Linked DNA regions of Homo sapiens: region 1 is linked to region 2. The links are chromatin contacts, found by Hi-C in ENCODE. All regions are on one chromosome and are shown on one strand. Each heading gives the region's core, a stretch centred on a gene start or an enhancer-like site at or near the end of the contact. The rest is flanking DNA. Distances are from core to core; before and after follow the strand shown.

Evidence for each region. Hi-C counts contacts between places; a loop is a spot of excess contacts on that map. Pooled maps may share reads with other maps.
Region 1: a loop to region 2 is called in a pooled map, with 5 times the contacts of the local background. The contact joins the enhancer-like site here to the promoter of KCTD1 in region 2. A Hi-C loop is called at or near these places in 3 of 37 single-sample maps with no recorded cell type and 3 of 50 pooled maps.

The regions. Positions count from the first base shown.
Region 1 is chr18:26,185,137-26,192,363 of GRCh38, reverse strand. PSMA8 (proteasome 20S subunit alpha 8) reads right to left here. Exons shown (of 7, transcript NM_001025096.2): 7 at 1-45. Among named protein-coding and RNA genes, the nearest start is that of TAF4B, 38 kb to the left of the region's middle. RefSeq lists enhancers at 709-788, 1,497-1,606. Within about 2 kb of position 1,668, at least 7 of the 41 ENCODE cell types and tissues checked have a DNase peak (open chromatin) inside an H3K27ac peak, as active enhancers do.
Region 2 is chr18:26,542,949-26,550,266 of GRCh38, reverse strand. It overlaps KCTD1 (potassium channel tetramerization domain containing 1), which reads left to right and starts at 1,714. Exons shown (of 5, transcript NM_001142730.3): 1 at 1,714-3,539. The coding sequence starts at 1,731. It overlaps LOC124904273 (a long non-coding RNA gene), which reads right to left and starts at 3,407. Exons shown (of 2, transcript XR_007066321.1): 1 at 3,273-3,407. RefSeq lists silencers at 673-772, 783-912, 1,003-1,232, 1,823-1,882, 1,993-2,102 and 2 more and enhancers at 139-780, 781-1,422, 1,488-1,782, 2,413-2,502, 2,523-2,572 and 1 more.

The sequences.
Region 1 (7,227 bases), core at 419-2,918, 360 kb after region 2:
TTCTATTTCAGTTACATATAATTCAACTTCTTTTGCACTAAACATCTGAAAAGAGAAAAAAATTTAAAGATCAAATGTCAGTTATACGAATAATATGTAAATACAATATGAAGAATTCCAATATTTAATAAATTTATACTTTCTATGTACAACTTTATATTTTGTAACTTCAAATATACAATGAAGCATTTCAAGAGGTCTAAGAGCAATAACAATTATGGGCAAAACCAGATCTCTGACATTTCTACTATCACTGTGCTAAAAAAGAAAGCAGGACAAAAGGTGATATTGCGTTATATATCCTATATGTGCATATAACTCCAAAAACATTTTAATGCGAGGCTTAATTTTATTCATGAACAAAGACTCATTATTTAACTCTCCCAACTGCACCCTACTGTGTGATTCTCTGATAGGGTTTAATAATTTGATCAGTTTATAGAATAGCGAAATGAAATGGGAAAAGATAATTTATGCTACTTTATGTCTAAGTAGAAAGCAAAAAAGGTTTTATTTTTCTAAGAATTTGCAGTGTAGTTTGATTTTCTGTTGTACTGTTCACAAGTAGATCCAAGGTTACATGCTTGCGGCTATAAGACAGCAATTATTGGCCAAACCTGGTGACTCAGGCCTGTAATCCCAGCACTTTGGGAGGCCGAGGTGGGTGGATCAGTTGAGGTCAGGGGTTCGAGACCAGGCTGCCATTTTCTTTTTCTTTTTTTTTCAGACAGGGTCTCACCCTGTCGCCCAGGCTGGACTGCAGTGATGTGATTGCAACCTCTGCTGCCGGGTTCAAGCGATTCTCCCACCTCAGTCTCCTCAGTAGCTGGGACTACAGGTGTGTGCTACCACGCCTGACTGATTTTTGTTATTTTTAGTAGAGAGATTTGCATTTTCAGTACAGACAGGGTTTTGCCATGTTGGCCAGGCTGGTCTTGAACTCCTGACCTCAAGTGATCTGCCCGCCTCAGCCTCCCAAAGTGCTGGGATTACAGGCCTGAGCCACCGTGCCTGGCCAAGACAGCAATTATTAACTTCAGTGAAGTTAATACATTTATATACAAAAATCTAAATATAATGATCTTAATACTGAAAAGAGGTATCTATTAAATTGATAAATGAATGATCAACTTTATGGAAAGGCAAATTTTCAAAGATATTAGAGATGTAAAGGATTTTAGCTATTAGTCCATCACTAGAATTTACATATAAGAAAACATAGATTCACAAAGCTAAATTATATTTGGCCAAAGATTAAAGAAGGATTAAAGATTAGGTCTCTGATTCTTATTTCAACTCCAGAACTCTTTCCATTTCACCTATAAAGATGTGTGTCACAAAATCTGTATTTGTCAATAATCTACATAAAATATATTATTTGAACGTTTTATGAAATGAATTTACCCATCAAGCAATTACTAGGAGTTCCATGGGCTCTGAAAGTGGAAGAATATAATTCTTACCTGCTATTAAGGAGTCCACAGTTTAGTGGAAAAAAACTGGCATATAAATAGATCATTACAATACAAACCTGAATAAAGTGATGTGGTATTACTTGGGGAAGAAATAATTTCCTCCTTTGAAAAAGTGTCTTTCACTTTCTTTTTCCTTTTTGAGACCGGGTCTTGCTCTGCTGCCTACAGCTGAAGCACAGCGGCATGATCACAGCTCACTGCAACCTCTGCCTCCTGGGCTCAAGCCATCCTACCGCCTCAGCAACCGGAGTAGCTGGGGCTACAGATGTGAACCACCATGCCCAGCTAACTTTTGTATTTTTTGTAGAGACGGGGTTTCGCCATGTTGCCCAGGCTGGTCTCAAACTCCTGGGCTCAATCGATTTGCCTGTCTCGGCCTCCCAAAATGCTGGGATTACAGGCATGAGCCACTGCGCCCAGCCTCAAGAAGCCTTTTCAAAAAATTATTTTTAATTTTTATGAGTACATAGTAGGTATATATATTATGGGGTACATGAGATATTTTGATACAGGCATGTGATGCATAATAACCACATCATGGAGAATGGGGTATCCATCCCCTCAAGCATTTATCCTTTGTGTTACAAAAAATCCAATTATACTCTTTTAGTTATCTTAAAATGTACAATTAAATTGTTATTGACTATAGTTACCCTGTTGTGTTATCAAATACTAGGTCTTATAAATTCTATTTTTTTGTACCTATTAACCATCCCCACCTGCCCCTGCCCCCCACTACCCTTCCCAGCCTCTAGTAACCATCCTTCTACTCTGTATCTCCATGAGTTCAATTGTTTTGATTTTTAGATTCCACAAATGAGTAAAAACATGCAATGTCTGTCTTTCCATGCCTGCCTTATTTAACATAATGATCTCCAGTTCCATCCATGTTATTACAAATGACAGTATCTCATTATTTTTTTGGGGGCAGAACAGTACTTCATTGTGTGTAAGTATCACATTGTCTTCGTACATTCATCTGTTGATGGACCCTAAGGTTGCTTCCAAATCTTGGCTATTGTGAACAGTTCTGCAATTAACATGGGAGTGCAGCTATTTCTTCAATATACTGATTTCCTTTCTTTTGGGTATACACCCAGTAGTGGGATTGCTGGACCATATGTACTTTTATTTTATGTTTTTTGAGGAATCTCCAAACTATTCTTCATGGTGGTTGTACTAATTTACATTCCCACCAACAGTGTATGAGGGTTCCCTTTTCTCCATATCCTCACCAGCATTTGCTGTAGCTTGTCTATTAGATATAAGCCATTTTAACTGGGGTGAGATGATATTTTATTGTAGTTTTGATTTGCATTTCTCTGATGATCAATGATGTTGATCACCTTTTTTTTGGAGATGGGGTCTTGCTCTGTTGCCCAGGATGGAGTACAGTGGCACAATCATGGCTCACTGCAGCCTTGACCTCCCAGGTTCAAGTGATCCTCCCACCTCAGCTTCCCAAGTAGCTGGGACCACAGGAGCACACCACCACATCAGGCTAATTTTTAAATTATTATATTTGTAGAGACAAGGTCTCACTGTGTTGTCCAGGCTGGTCTGAAACTCCTAGGCTCAAGTGATCCTCCCGCCTTGGCCTCCCAAAGTGCTGGGATTACAAGCAAGAGCTCAGCCCAAGCACCTTTTTATATGCCTGTTTGCCATTTGTATGTCTTCTTTTGAGAAAAGAAGACATACAAATTCAAATCCTTCACCCATTTTTTGATCAGATTATTGTTTTTTCTCTTATAGAGTTGTCTGAGCTCCTTATACATTCTGGTTATTAAACCCTTGTCAGAAGGGTAAATTTGCAAATATTTTCTCCCATTCTGTGGGCTGTCACCTCACTTTGTTGATTGTTTCCTTTGCTGTGCAGAAGTTCTTTAACTTGATGTGATCCTATTTGTCCATTTTTGCTTTGGTTGCCTGTGTTTGTAGGGTACTACTCAAGAATATTTTGCGCAGACCAATGTCCTGGGGATTTTCTCCAATGTTTTTGTAGTAGTTTTATAGATTGAGGTCACAGGCTTAAGTCTTTAATCTATTCTTTTTTGATTTTTTATATATGGTGAGAGATAGGGGTTTAGTTTCATTCTTCTGCATATGGATATCCAGTTTTCCCAGCATCCTTTATTGAAGAAACTTTTTCCCAGTGTATGTTCTTAGCACCTCTGTCGAAAATGAGTTCACTATATATATGTGGATTTGTTTCTGGGATCTCCATTTTGTTTAATTAATCTATGTGTCTGTCTTTATGCCAGAACCATGCTGCTTTGGTTACCATAGCTCTGTAGCATAATTTGAAGTCAGGCAATATGATTCCTTCAGTTTTGTCCTTTTTGCTTAGGGCAGCTTTGGCTCTTCTGGGTCTTTTGAGGTTTTTATATAGATTTTATGATTTTTTTTTATATTTCTGTGAAGAATATCATTGGTATTTTGGCAGGGATTGCATTGAATCTGTAGATTACTTTGGGTAGTATGGACATTTTAAAAACATTGATTCTTCCAATCCATGAACATGGAACACCTTTCTATTTTTTTTTTTTTTGGTGTCCTTTTTTGATGTGGGCACTTATAGCTATAAACCTCCTTCTTTGTAATGCTTTCACTGTATTCCATATGTTTTGATATGTTAGGTTTTCATTATCACTTGTTTCAAGAAAATTTTCAATTTTTTTCTTAATTTCTTCATTGACTCACTGGTCATTCAGGAGCATATTGTTTAATTTCCATGTATTCGTATAGTTTCCAAAATTCCTCTAGTTACTGATTTCTAGTTTTTTTTTTCCACTGTGGTCAGAGATGATGCTTGATATTATTTCAATTTTTTGAATATTTTAAGGCTTATTTTGTGACCTAAATATGGTCTATCCTTGAAAATGGTCCATATGCTGAGGAGAATAATGCATATTCTGCAGCTGTTGGATGAAATGTTCTGTAAATATCTATTAGATACATTTGGTCTACAGTGCAGTTTAAGTCTGATGTTTCTTTGCTGATTTTCTGTCTGGAAGATCTGTCCAATGCTGAAAATGGGGTGTTGAAGACTCTAGCTATTATTGTATTGGAATCTATCTGGTTTTTTTTAGCTCTAATAATGTTTACTTTACATATCTAGGTTCTACAGTGTTGGGTGCATATATATTTAAGACTGTTATATCTTCTTGCTGAACTGACCCCTTTATCATTATATAGTGACCTTTTTTGTCTCTTCTTATAGTTTTTGCCTTGAAATCTATTTTGTCTGATATAAGTATAGTGACTCTGGCTCTTTTTTGGTTTCTATTGGCATGAAATATCTTTTTCCATCTCTTTTTTTCAGTCTATGTTTGTCTTTATAGGTGAAGTATGTTTTTCGTAGTCAACAGATCATTGGGTCTTTTTTTTTAAATCCATTCAGTCATTCTATATCTTTTGATTGGAGAGTTTAGTCCACTTACATTCAATGTTATTATTGATAAGTAAGAACTTATCCTCCTGCCTCAGTCTCCCCAAATGCTGGTATTACAGGTGTGAGCCACTGCTCAGACCTCACTTTTTTTGAAGCAGACTCTTGCTCTGTCGCCCAGGCTGGAGTGCAGTGGCATGATCTCAGCTCACTACGACCTCTGCCACCCTAGGCTCAAGTGATTCTCCTGCCTCAGCCCCCTGAGTAGCTGGGACAACAGGCGCACACCATCACACCCGGCTAATTTTTTGTATTTTTAGTAGAGATGGGTTTTCACCATGTTGGCCAGGCTAATCTCAAACTGCTGACCTCAGGTGATCTGGCCGCCTTGGCCTCCCAAAGTGCTGGGATTACAGGCATGAACCACGGTGCCCAGCCTGGTCCATCCTTTCATGGAAGAATCCTGGCATTAAATGAGAAAATGTTTTAAGTTCTACCTTTCTACTGATTCCTGGCCCCAAGTAGGTGTTTATATCTAACTTCCTAGGCTAGGGAGACAAGTATCCTTCTCCAGGGCAGTTTAATCCAAATGTTTACCTCTGGCTTTCAGTGTAGTATTCATTTTTGGTTCCTGGGGATTTTCTTTTAGTTCTTGCAGAAGCTCAGCTATGTCTTTAAAAAACTAGTTATATTTCATCTAGAATTGTCCTCATGTTTTACAGCAGAAGAGTTTTTATATTATCTAATCCAGCATAATGCCAGAAACTGAAGTTGTAGAAGTCTACTTATATACCTTAAGTCAAGCTATTTCCTGTCAAAGTGTTAAAATTTCAGCACATAGTCAGTGATTTAAGAAGTACATATGTAAAATTAAGAGATTTTATGTTTTTCATATTTAGTAAATACTATTTACTTCTTAGTAACTTAGATACAACTGGAATTGCCAAGGATAGGTCAGAGAATAACTAGAAAACCAGTCCACCTCTAAAATCAGCTTAAGAATAAGGGGTAGAGGCATCAAATAATAAAGGTTTACACTACTCAGTAAATTTCTTATATCTTATGTGTTTTTCTAATTTAATAATACAGTACTCATCATAACCATATGTGGAAAGGCTATTAATCCACAGATAAGAAAACAGAAACAGAGAAGTAATTTGTTTACACTGGGAAATGGTAGAGCTGGAATTTGAACTAGGGTAGCTCTAGAGCCTCACTTTGCGTTTTTTTTTTTTTTTTTTTTTTTTTTTTTGAGACAGAGTCTCCCTGTGTTGCCCAGGCTAGAGTGCAGTGGCGTGATCTCAGCTCACTGCAACCTCTGCCTCCCAGGTTCAAGTGATTCTCCTGCCTCAGCCTCCCAAGTAGCTGGGACTACAGGTGCCCTCCAACACACCCAGCTAATTTTTTTTTGTGTGTGTATTTTTAGTAGAGACGGGGTTTCACTATGTTGGCCAGGCTGATCTTGAACTCCTGACCTCGTGATCCACCCACTCGGTCTCCCAAAGGGCTGGGATTACAGGCATGAGCCACCATGCCCATCCAGAGCTCCATTTTTGATCACTTCACTGAACTGTATCCCACACAAAGATTTATCAAAATTGAGAATGCAATAGGATTTGTAATATTTTCATGTGGAGTCCATTAAAAATGAAAACAAATAAGTTATTCAAGATCCACAAATTAAAACTCTGTAAAGAAACAAAATTGAAACTATTTCTATATACATTGAAATTTGGCAAAACTGGTTTAAAACCAGACGCAAGTCTATTTTAAAATAATTTTCAATTAAGCAATTTCAGACTCTGAAGACATTTGAAAAACTTCCTAGAGAATACATTATGGTTGATTCCCCAAACATCCATTCTATATCAGTGCTTAACATTAGCCAACCAGCAAACAGAATCTTCTAGAGACTGTTCTAAGGATGTCTTCAGTCTTCCAATCAGATTGAAGGGAAGGACTTACATTCCAGAGTTAGGGAAGTTCTCCCTCTCCTATAAAAGGTTAACAGGAAAATAAATCATTCTGATTGCCTCTGGTGGTCATGAGAGGAATCAACCTTACTAGAACACACTAACTTTAGGATGAAGCCAATATTCAAAGTTGCAGAGTGGAGGGACAGGAAAAATCTAGATACATGAGAACATCGTTGTGTTGTTAAACACACTGTGTCTGGAGCAGGTTTATACTTTCATCTGTGAGAAAAAACGATTTCTTGTTCTTTAAGTCACTATGAGTTGGAGTTTTTTTGTTTTAACTTATAGACAAAAGCATTTGTTCTAACACATTAACCTCTGCTTAATTTCTCCTCAGGTCAATGGGAACTAATTTTTTTCCAAGGAGAATTTTCATTTTCAGTAGAAA
Region 2 (7,318 bases), core at 465-2,964:
GGGAAGGGGGAAACAGGCAGTTGACATAACTCTCACAGCCTAACTGCCGAGAATTCGGACTTGGAGGTAAATTCGAGGACGCACCCGAGGAGCAGGCGAGGCTGCCTCCCAGCAGGACGGCCTGGCACCGGGGCGCACTGCTGGGGACCTGACTCCCTCGTGTCCCCTCACCCCAGGGACTCGCAGCTGGCCCGCGCGCCAGGGTACACACGGGCTGCGGGAGAAGGTGAAAGTTAGGATGCAGCACGAGCTCCGAGAGTGGCCTGGGCTGTGCCTCCTAAGAGAACAGCCGAGGTCCCCGGCGGCTCTGGGAAGCTGCCCCTGGGCCGGGAGAGCGGGAGGCGGCGACGCAAGGACGCGCCCGGAGCCTGGGCGCGCCGGGGGCGGGCGTTTGGCTGGAAGTGGGGCAGTGTCTCCTATGGGAAAGCGAGACCCGGCGAGCTCTTTGGCTGCTTTTCCAGTTTCCGAGGTGCCCGCCCCCGCGCGCCTGAGGCAGCGCAGCCCGGAGGGCGAACGAATGGCGGTTGGCAAACTTTGAGTGAGAGTGCGCTCCGGATCCGAATTGCCGAATTGTGGCTGCGGCAGGGTCGGCCGAGACACAAGTTCGCTTTTTCCGCCTGCCCGATGGGCCTTAGGGAGACTTCAGCTCCAGCTTGGTGGAGCGCCTCGCCCGAGGGAGTTGTGTCACTTTGCTCAGGGGCAGGGAGGGCGGCGCCCTGGGCGGGTGGGGAAGGGTCCCTGTGGCCCCTGGGGTCCCAAGCGCCTCTTCCCTCGTCTCCCCTCCCACCGGCCCCTCCCAGTCTTCTCTGCCTCGCTCCTTCCCGGGGCTGGCTGGACCGGCGCGGACTTGCCCCAGACCTACGGGGAGCGCCCCAGGTCTTTAATGACAGCTTAAATGTGGCTGTTGGAAAAGTCGAAAGGGATGTGGCTGACGTGGGGCGTGTTTCGCTCCTTTGCAAGAGTCGGAAAGGGAGTTGGGAGCCGCGCGGCTGGCCCCAGGCCCCCGCGCCTCGCCGCCAGCAAGTAGGTGGGGGAGCCGCCGCCGCCGCCAGCCCCATCCCGCTCCCAAGCCTCGCCCGCTGCGCCCTGGCCGCGGGCGCCGAGAGGGTGCGGGGCCTCGCCGTGCCTCCTCCACCCTGCTCATTAACCTGCCTGCTCCGCTCCGCTCCGGGCGGCCCCAGACACGGGTTTCCCGCGGCAGCACCCGCGGCCCGCCCGGCGCAGCCGCCGCCCCGACCCCCCGGCTCCGGGGGGCAATGAGGGGGCAGTGGAAGGGGCACTGCTCCTCGGGCATTACTTAGAGAAACGAGACCGTCCCGCCCTCTCGCCGGCCCTCCCTCTCTCCCGCCCGGGCCCGCGCAATTCTCCGCCAGAGGGTAAGTTGGGAGTGTTTCGCCCCCACCGACAGCTCTCCCTCCCTTTCCTTTTTTTTTTCCTTCAAAGTTTTCTTAGAAGTGGGAGCCGGGTGGGGGAGGAAGAAGGTCTGGTCAGCCTCCGTCCTTTACCCTATCTCTCCGGTCTAACTTGTCCCCCCCTCCCCCCTCCCCTCCATCCCCTGCGCGCCGCTGCCCCTCCGGAGCTGCGCTCGGGAATGACAATTGGAGCGCGGCTCCTTTAAGAGCCCGGCTTTGCCTCCCGGTAGCTGAAGGTCATTAAACACAAAAGCTCTCAGCGCTGCGGTCCAATATAGCGCATGCGCCCTGCCCGAGGACTGGCAGAGAGACGGCAATATGGCGAGAATGCCTGGCAGCGGGGACTGTAACACCAGCGCGGGCGGCAGCGCCAGCGCTGCCGCCGCCGCCGCCGAGAACAATGGGGAGCGGGGCGAGGGCGAGCGCGGCGCGGGGGGCCGCGGCCGCCGCCACAGCCGTCCGCACTACTGCAGCGCGGGCGAGGAGGAGGAGGAAGAGGAGGAGGAGGACGAGATCCAGGAGGTGCAGATAACGGGGGACGAGGAGGAGGAGGAGGACGGAGGTGGGGGGCTGGAGGAGGACGAGGAGGAGGAGGAAGAGGAGGAGATGGGGCTGGACTGGGACGAGCCCCTGGAGCCCGAGGACTCGGCCGGGGAGGAGCTGGAGCCCGAGCCGGTCCATATGATCAATATGGACCAGAGCGCCGCGCTGGAGCCCGAGGCGCCGCCGCGACTGCTGGCGCCCCGGGCCCGCGGTGGGCCGCCCGGGGACGGCTCCGAGCTGGACCCCGACGTGCTGCAGCGCCCCGAGCGGGCCCGGCTGAGCGAGAACACCCGGCTGGCCACCCGCTACGCCGTGCGCATCTTCCGGGAGTACCTGAGCGAGAAGGCGCAGAGCCCGGACTTCGAGACCATGGACAAGGGGGCGCTGTGCCGCGTGCTGCGCTCCTTCTATGCCGAGGCCCGCTCCAAAAGCGGCCAGCTCTACAGCAAGTCGTCGCTCATCAGCATCCGCAGCTCCCTCAACCGCTACCTCAATGAGCCCCCGTACTGCCGCACGCTCGACCTCACCAAGGACCCCGAGCTGCGCAGCGCCAACCTGACGCTGGCCGCGGTCATCCGCAAGCTCGAGGAGCAGGGCGCCGGGCCGGTGGTGCAGAAGCAAGCCATCACGCGCGCCGACCTGCGCAAGCTGTACACCTCCAGCGTCTTCAGCACCAACACGCCCTTCGGGCTGCTCAACAAGGTCTGGTTCGAGACGTGCATGTACTTCTGTACCCGCGGCCGCGAGAACCAGCGTGAGTTGGAGGAGGACTCTTTTGGGCTGGCCATGGACGAGGACGGTCGCAAGTTCGTCTACTTCAAGTCCCTCGGGCCCTACCACAAGTCGCGCTCGTCGTCGTGGAGCAAGAAGCGCGCCGAGAGCAGCGACGAGGAGAACTTGCCCCGCATGTATGAGACGGGCACCGAGTTCTGCCCCTACGCCAGCTTCGTCAAGTACCTGTCGAAACGCAACCCTCTCTGCAAGGCGTTCTTCCAGCGGCCCCGGGACCACTGCAGCGAGGGCGATGTGACCTGGTACGAGAACAAAGCCATCGGCAAGAACTTGCTAGGCACTCGGATGCAGATGCTCTCCAAGGCGGCCAAGCTCTCCAAGACCTACACCAACCACTGCATCGGCGCCGTCTCCATCGCCACGCTCAACAGCATCGCGGGCATTGGCACCAAGCTGGGCTCGCCCGCCCCGCAGGGCTGCTACGCCGAGGCTCTGAACGGGGCGGCACGGCACCACTCCCACCACCCCCCCACCCATCCCTCCCACCACCACCGCCCCCAGCCGCCCTCGCTGGGGAACACTTACATCCTCCCCAAAGACAGCCAGGTCGGGCCCGACGTGAAATCCGAGGCTGCGCCCAAGCGCGCCCTGTACGAGTCTGTGTTCGGGTCGGGGGAAATCTGCGGCCCCACTTCCCCCAAAAGACTTTGTATCCGCCCCTCGGAGCCTGTGGATGCGGTGGTGGTGGTTTCCGTGAAACACGACCCCCTGCCTCTTCTTCCAGAAGCCAATGGGCACAGAAGCACCAATTCTCCCACAATAGTTTCACCTGCTATTGTTTCCCCCACCCAGGTAACCAAACCAAACTCTATGCATGAAATGTTTCTTTGGTACCACTTCGGGACTAACTTTTGTGCTAATGCAGCTCTGGGTAGGGGGGAAGTTTTAAAAAGTAGGTAATGTACTGAATCGGATTTCGTTTCACCCTTAGAAGTTAACTCTCTTGGTGCTTTTTGGGAAACTTTACACCTAACCTTAAAAGATGTGAGAGAGGGCATGCTACCTAACAAATCACTGCTGTGCAGTAAGGCGAAAAACTTCAAAGTTCGCCGAACAAAAGGATTAGCTCACTCTTGCAGCCGCTCTTCATTGAATGCATGAGTTTTATAAGGCAAAGACTGCGAGAACACTGTAAATGTAAAGGAAGCAGTTACTTAAGACATATTTGAATCAAGTAACCCTTAAAAGACTCTATTACGTATTCGCCATGACCTTAGAAGGTAGAAAAACAGTTATAAATTATTGAAAAGAAAACGTGCCAATCCCACTTCCTGTAGCTTTTTTTTTTTTTTTTAAAGAAAAGGGGTGGAGAGTGGAGAGCCAGGCAGTTGAGTGCCAGTTTATACTGTAACATGTAGTTGAATGTAAACTGGCAGTGTGGGGTGCAATTTCCATAAACTAAAGTGGGAACGTGGTATCTGCAATTCCAGTCAGGCTACAAATTGGAGTATGGGCCTGTGGTGCCCAGCACTGTGGGCACTGAAACATTGCTGTCTCCCCCTAGCCCCACGGAGCTCACTATCTAGGGGGCAGATAATACCTACGAAGTAGATAATTAGAGTAAGAGTGCTATCCCAGCAGCTGAGTCAGCATGGACAAATCACTTCACTTCTCCTTGGCTTCACTATCCTCATCAAAGAGGAAGAAACTATTTCCACCCTAACATGATTTAAGTCTAAGCAGTGCCAAATTCTGGGTCGAGACTGGGGCCTCTAGTGTTAGATTCTTCTTTCCTTATTTTCCCCAAGGTAGTATTTTCGTGAGTATTATTAAAGTTATATTCATGTTTTGGACACTCTCTAGTCTAGGAGTCAGAAACCAGGGGTCTTTGGACACTGTGTTCTATTCTGCAGGCAGGAGTACCCACTGGAGGTTTTACAACTTTGACCTGCCTGCCATCAAGCAGAAGTAGGAATTTTGCAGGTCTGAAGGTATAGTGCAGGCCCTCCAGGAACATATGTCAGGTACCTCTGTGCTTTTTCCAAAGTGGAAATTCCAGTTCTGGACACACTGACCCTTTCAAACGTTTACCAGCTAATGGGCAAGCCTCAAGGCCAACTGAGAAAGGGGCTGCGAGTGGTAATATAAACACCAAAGTTCTCTAAAATACACAAGACCTGTAGGCTATGTGTCTTCTGTACTTCAGGTGTGTAGTCTATTTCTGACAGGTTGTGTTAGTGAATTTTAAGAATGGAGAGGAGAATTTAGGGTTTGCTTTTTCTTTGAAAGCAAAAATAAATGTTCATATTCTTCTGATACAGTAAAAACCCTTGAAATGCCCTAATTTAGAATAGCACCTGATTAATTAAGAGTTAAAAGTCTAAGAAAGTTTATTAAGGCGTGCATGGCCTTGGGATAACAATGAAACCATTTGTCTACTGGCATCTGTCTGCTGGTTTCTTGACACCAGTGTAATATAGAATTGTGACGTAAAGAACCACAAAATATAAGAGGGTTTCGTTTCATTGGTTTTGTTTTGTTCTAAGGAATGCAGTCTTTCAGTCATTATCTTTTATTTACCTGAGTAAAATAAATCAGTTCCAAAAAACTGTATACTGATGCTTTTATTATTCTTGCATTATTGTCAGGTAACTCCTAAGTTAAATATAGATTTGAGTGTCCATATATGGCTTATATGATTATTATGGCTCTCAAACAAGATCTTAGCTCCAAGTCCCTGTTAGTTAAAACACTACAAAAAGTTTTCAGTTTGCACATTTTTAGTAGTCAGCTTTTCACTTATGAAGTCTGAGCAGTCGAAGTATTGCTCAGTAGAAAGCTGAGAGCAAACTTTTTCCTTCTTTGTATATTAAAATCACTGTAAGAGTTGAGGTTCAGTGCATTTCCTGGGGCTTAATGCCTAGCTGAGGTTGCTGGCCTGTGGCATTGCTTTGGGTCATCAACTCTTCTGGCTGGTCATTAATCCGCAGGAAATGCCCTGTGCAGCTCCAGCTTCAGTCATTATTACTTAATCATAAACATAGGCTCTCTAGCCTAATACTGACTGGACTTTATCAAGTAGTGTCATACGGAATTCCACTGTTGACCATCTTAGAGACATCTCGATAACAGACAGGTCACACACTGATGTTTTGATTTTCTACTAATGTTGCAAGTTTCCCTAAAGATGAAGAGCCTGCTTCTTTAAATGCATTTACTCTTTTTACTTCTTGAGGGTGTTGTTAAGTATATTATTTATGGGACTGGTTAAAAAATGAATGCATTCAAGGATTAACAAAGATTATGGAATGTGTGATTGCTCATGTGAAGTATCTGGCTTTTGGGGGGAGTGAGGAATTATGGCGATGGTTGTGATGGTCGCTTTAACTGGTCCACTCTTTAATTCTCTTGAATGGTTGTGTTAAAAGTAAAGTGTAGTTTTAGTTCCCTTGTCCCCCAAATAGCTATTGTGATCTAAAATGATCCAGTTATTGGTACGGTTTGCAAGCTGCCAGGTGGAGGTCATGTAGTCCATTTTAAACTGCTTACCACTGTATCGTCCATCCTTATAACTATTCTCTTTGCATAAAAATAGAGCATTTTTCCTACCTCAGAGAACAGTACTTCAGTTTAGAGGGATGATAGAGATTTATAATTTTGTTCTTTATCATTCTCAGAGGAGAAAATACTAATAAAGTTTAGATTCTGAATGTCATAGTTTTGTCACTACAGTTTTTGTAGACATGTCTCTCTCCTGTGCTAAACAAAAGTGTGAAGCATTTGCAAGCTGTGACAAAGGTGTCTTTAGTTGCACTTGCTTGACCCTAACCTAGATTATTTCCAGAAATACTTTTAAGGAATTCTGTAGAGAGGACATCTATTAGTGGAAAGATTTTGGGGGCTGGTACACATCCCCTGTTTGTGTTTTATTGTCTTCAGTGTGGGCCGTTGGTCCTTATAGTTAGCAGAGTGGAAACTGCAGCAGGCTGCAAGCAGGCTGACACAGTTAGTTGTTCATTAACTTACCTTTGAGGAGAAGCCAGAGGCTGACAGCTCAGGGAATCCACTCAGGTGCTATAGGGGCAAGGAAGAAGGAATATTTAATGTATCTACTTAATAGTGAAAGGCATGCATTTTATGTATTATTGAAATAACTGCTAAGGTCCTATTTTGAATTTGAAGACTAAGAGGGAGGGATGTTCTTTATTTCTTATAGATGGAATCAAATTTTTATAAACATGAAAGGAGTATAGCGATTGTAACAAGACTTCTTGCCATGGTTATTTGGAGCTATTAAGATTAACTGCCTTTTAAAGAGTGGGTATTTTTCTGATTTTCAATATTAGTTTGTGGCTACATTCCTTTTTCTACTGCAAGAATGTTTGCTCTCCTTTATGAAAAGTTCAAGTTGGTGGAGAAACTAAATGTTTTGTACATAAGTATATAACTTTCTTCATTCAGGAAGTAGTTACTGAGCGCCTACTGTTTTGGCTTTTGTACCAGGAGTCTATAAATTAATCGTTTTCCACCTGGCAAGTAGTCTCATTGGCAAAATTTTGGCTTCTTTATCTGTTTAAACTAGATCAAAATAAAGACAGTTAAAAGGTGATGCACTCAGTGTTTTGCAGCAG